2 separate regions of the Homo sapiens genome follow, and region 1 is linked to region 2. The links are chromatin loops, found by intact Hi-C in ENCODE. Cell type or tissue: dorsolateral prefrontal cortex. All regions are shown on one strand.

Region 1 (2,500 bases), 150 kb after region 2:
GATCATGTCCTTGAGTTAAAAGAACTGGAGTCCAATGGCCAAATGTATTTTGCTTTACAGTTTTAAACCGACAACTCATGGTTCCTTATCATGACCTTGGGACCCATAAGACCTGCAGGTCTCTAAAGAAATATTAAATTAGATTTAGTTTAGTTTGAATGTAAAGTACATCTTAATGAATTATAATGCTACAAATTTGTCAATTATGTCCTTTTTTATATTCTTCTTTAATTCAGTTACTATTCTCTTTACCTTCTTAAGAAAAAAGGATACCTCATTTTTGTTCATTCAGAAGCAACATTTTTTGGAACTGTACTAATTGGTTAATAAAAATTCTCCCTGATTTAGATTTTGGAGAGTGATCGCAAGGAGCCATTGTTTGGAATCAGTACAGGAAACTTAATAACAGGATTGGCTGCTGGTGCCAAAACCTACAAGATGTCCATGGCCAACAGGTGAGGTATTTTCACTTTTGCTTACAGTAAACCAGCTCTGACATACTAACTAAATACAAAGAACTCAGAGCACTTACCTGCCATTTCTTTAGAGTAAATAAATGCACATGTACCCTAAAACTTAAAGTATAATAAAAATAAATAAATAAATAAATAAATAAATAAAATAAAAAATAAAATAAATAACCATACCTTACGTGGTTGACAGTTGTTTGACTACCTGATACCACTTTTGTTGCATTTTTGGAAAGCAGCCTTCTCTAATGATAACCTTGCTATAATTTAAAGTTATTTTCCTTCCCTTGGCATAAATTGAGGTTATAATACTCAATCAAATGATATTCCAAGGGAAATTGTTCTGATTTTAAGCTTGATTTCAGAACATTGTAACATTTTAAGAAGGTAAGTGTGACTTAAGAGCCGAGGAACCTTTAGATCCTCTTGGTTTCTCTTTTTTGCCTCAAACAATATTAATTTATTAAACATCAGGCTTTTTCCCATGGCCCACCCTCTACATAAATTATAATTCAGGTCTGAGCAGTCATCTCTTTGTTATCTCCCTATAACTCTCGGGCTTTAAAATTATTGTAGTTCTCTTAAAGTAAGTCACTTATATTTCTTAGTTTCTGTTAAGCCGGTGAGCAACCCTTTTTGTTATGAGTGCAATGCCCCCCTTTCTAAAACCGATTATAGAATTTAATAGACCTGCGTATTTAACACACAACAAAGCTTCCTGAATTGATTTTTGTTGGGAAAATTACTGGGATTAACAATCTGTGACTTTTCTCACAGAGTGATTTTCACTAAGCAATTGAAATTTTGAATTTTAATAGGCTTTACTTGTTCACTACTTTATAAGGAATACATTTATATTATTCTCTTCACTTTTCCTTTTCCCTATTCTTTTTCTCCTTTTCTCTCCAGAGGGCAGAATCAGCCTGTTTTGAATATCACAAACAAACAGGCTTTCATTACTGCTCAGAATCATGGCTATGCCTTGGACAACACCCTCCCTGCTGGCTGGAAACCACTTTTTGTGAATGTCAACGATCAAACAAATGAGGTAAATGATGTCAATAAACCTGTTCAGTTGGTGATGAGAAACGCAGGGCTTTTAAAAATAATTGATACATAAGCATTGTATATATTTATGAGATACATGTGATATTTTGATACATGCATATCATATGTAATGATCAAATCACACTAGGATAACCATCACCTCATTTTTTATTTCTTTGTATTGAGAACATTTCAAATCTTCTCTTCTAGCTGTTTTGAAATATGCAATAAATTATTCACTCAGAATATTCACCCAGAGTTTTTAAATACACTATGATGCAAATACCTTTCTCCTGTTTGTTTGTGATTTTTTTGGGGTTGAGTGTTGAAAAACAGCTATAGGTTTTCTCCCATAGCCCTCTGTGTTTTAAAACGTCATTTCTCTCTCTTATTCTCTCATCAGTTGACTTGTTAAGATTCACTATTTGAGTTATTAATCAACAACTATCTCATATATTCAATGTTAGTGGGCTGTTGGTCCAAATCTGTTTGAGCCCCATCTGGGTGGGTCTCTGGGACTTACTTGGCACTGGTGTAGTGTTTGAGAAGACCCTTGGAAAAGTAATTTCGGACTTGGGGATAAGATGAGGACTTGAGTTTACTCTGAACAGAACCCAGAGGGGTCCCAAAGACTATAGACCAAATTTTTTATTTATTTATTTATTTTAAAGGAAAACACATTCAGTTGAGTCTTCATTGACCCATTTTCCATACTTAATCAAAAAGGTCAGATATGTAAGTCCTTAAGATATCGGACCATGTTACTTAATAGTACTGTTAGTTACAAAAATTTTGTTAAGCATCTAACTCAGTTTTTAAATTTGAGCTTTATTGTTCCCTGAATAATACATAGCCACACTTGACATTCATTGTTACAGAAGGAATTTCTTCCTGTTTCTTATTCCTTTAGGGGATTATGCATGAGAGCAAACCCTTCTTCGCTGTGCAGTTCCACCCAGAGGTCACCCCGGGGCCAATAGACA
Region 2 (2,500 bases):
AAAATGGTTTTTCATTGGTGGAATGAGTGGTAAAGATGGGCTGGAGGTTTGGAAGATGGTACGGGCTTTCCCACTCTTTGATGAATAAAGTCTAAGAAGGGCTTGAGGGCAATGTGACTTTCTCTGAGCTACAAAAACAGGGTAGGAGACTGTATGTATGTATGTATGTGTGTCTAAAGAGTATCTTCTTCCTAAAGTGTTTGCACAGTTGGCAGAATTGGGCACCCACTTGTGCTTTCATTTGAACATACTCAGAAGGTAGGGGTAGAGCTGAGGGGGTTTACAGCCTTTACTGCCAGTCTCTGGAGACCACCAATATGTACAACAAAAACAAACAAAATCAAACAAAATCCCAAGCAAACAAAAACCTAACAATTGTTACCACCAGGCTATAGATACAGTGAGTGAAAACATCCTAGCTCAGCAAGGAGGGCAGATATGAAAGAGAACAATCTTCCTCTCCCATCTCCCTCTCCACTACTTCCACACGCTTGTGGTGAGGGGGGAGAAAACATTTAAAATGAAGAGGATAGGTTTTAAATAAGCAGAATGAGATGATTTTAGTGAGTGAAAGTGGCTGACAGTTATGAAAGAAAGACTGAGAGAAACTTATGAAGGAGTCTTTAAGGGAACTGCAGGAAAGTGGGGGTTGAAAAAGCATGGCTAGTTGCAGTTAGTGAAACAGTTTAAACTTTTTCATATTATTTCCTCATCAAATTGAGGCAACTCAAATTAGTTAAATATGCAAATGCTGGCTCATCCATTTTTTTCTTCTACAAATATAGGCAACAATTCATAGTGAAACAGTGGTTATCTTAGGAAGAGATATACTGAGAAATAGATAACCAAGAAACTTGGCTAGAGGTTTCTTTCCTTTTTCTTCTAATACATTTTCTTGTATACTTTGACCTTTTTTAAAACAATAGGGCTTATGGATAGAATTATGGGCCATTTTGTTTTCTACTTCGATACCATATATATCTACACACACACACTCCCTTAATTTTTAAAAGTAATTTTTAATTTTTGAATACGAATTTTAAATTTTTAATAAAAACATTTATTAAGAATTTTTTTTCTCATTCCAGAACTGGGAGCTCAGTAACGTTGGGGCCATAAGAAAACAAAATGTGTTTATTAGATACAAATTCAACTGTTACAGTAAACAATGAATATCTCAAGTTTTGATATGAACCTATTTTTAATATAAATGTGTCAAATTATATAGAAGTTCAATATAAAGTACTTTTGACTTACTTTTGCAAAGATTGAAAGAACTATGAAAAAAAATTACTGTAATTTTTTTTAAACACATACTGTTCTATGGAAGTATTACACCGAATTACTGCATTGATTCCAATGATATTCCAACTGAAATAAAATATTTGAACCACGGCATTAACTCCATTCCTTTTTTGCTGATGTTAGGACATACATTACCACTAGGTGGCAATATATAATTAGCATTCCATTTACTTTGCAGCCAAACACATTTGCATTTGCAACATTCAAAGTAGGTAGCAAATACCTTTCAAATATTTATCTAAAATACAGTATTGCTCAGAGCATCTTATTAAAACAATACAGTTTAGGGTAATAAAGGAAGCATATCCCTTTTTTTCTGGATTTGAATTCAAATCACTAAAATTCATTAGTTGGGTTCGATGATTACTAGGACTTAACTGCAAGTTGTACATGCTATATTCTCAAGATATAAGACTAAAAATAAAATATTTATATTAAGATATAAAAATAAAGAAATGATATCACTGATAAATCATAATGGTTATTTTATGTGTTTTCAGAAACTCTCAAACTAACAAGCACTTTGTTGCAGCTTCATTTATTTGTTTTGATATGTTGATATTAATGCAACCCATCTTTAGAAGAGATAGCCAAGTCACTGAAATGTCACTGAAAGAAGAATGAAGACACACAAACAGGATAGTTCTGTTCCTCTCCTCACAGTACTTCCTCAGGGTGTTACTGGGGAGAGTTTTTGGCCTTGTATTATCAAAAGGTTTGTAACTTTAAAAACAGATGTCCAGTGTCTGGGCAGGGCATTTCTGAAAAAAAGGCAGCAGCCCCAGTCAGGGAATTACAGATAAAACCCCTATCTCCCTAGGACAGAGCACCTGGGGGAAGGGGTGGCTGTGGGCACAACTTCAGCAGACTTAAACATTCCTGCGTGCCGGCTCTGAAGAGAGCAGTGGATCTCCCAGCACAGTGCTCGAGCTCTGCTGAGGGAAAGACTGTCTCCTCAAGTGAGTCCCTGCCCCCCTGTGCTTCCTGACTGGGAGACACCTCCCAGCAGGGGTCGACAGACACCTCATACAAGAGAGCTCCGGCTGGCATCTGGCGGGTGCCCTCTGGGACAAAGCTTCCAAAGGAAGAAACAGGCAGCTATCTTTGCTGTTCTGGAGGCGCCACTGGTGATCAATATCAACAAAAAGGACATCCACTCAGAAACCCCATCTGAAGGTCACCAACGTCAAAGACC

What was found. Hi-C counts contacts between places; a loop is a spot of excess contacts. Peaks named below come from ENCODE experiments on the same cell type or tissue, not always from the same donor. Only the 100,000 strongest peaks of a DNase experiment are listed, where the experiment ranks them.
Region 1: a loop joins it to region 2, with 2.5 times the contacts of the local background. A loop is called at or near these places in 2 of 110 quality-filtered maps.

What each region holds. Positions count from the first base shown.
Region 1 is chr2:210,590,452-210,592,951 of GRCh38, forward strand. It overlaps CPS1 (carbamoyl-phosphate synthase 1), which reads left to right. Exons shown (of 38, transcript NM_001875.5): 9 at 349-455; 10 at 1,380-1,518; 11 at 2,428-2,500. Among named protein-coding and RNA genes, the nearest start is that of CPS1-IT1, 26 kb to the right of the region's middle. In dorsolateral prefrontal cortex, CTCF peaks have their summits at 1,483 and 1,683; no DNase peak of the experiment used is centred here.
Region 2 is chr2:210,443,870-210,446,369 of GRCh38, forward strand. The region is part of intron 4 of LANCL1 (LanC like glutathione S-transferase 1); the gene reads right to left. The region is part of intron 2 of LANCL1-AS1 (LANCL1 antisense RNA 1); the gene reads left to right. Among named protein-coding and RNA genes, the nearest start is that of LANCL1, 32 kb to the right of the region's middle. In dorsolateral prefrontal cortex, CTCF peaks have their summits at 1,432 (motif pointing right) and 1,635; no DNase peak of the experiment used is centred here; H3K27ac peaks cover 1,407 bases.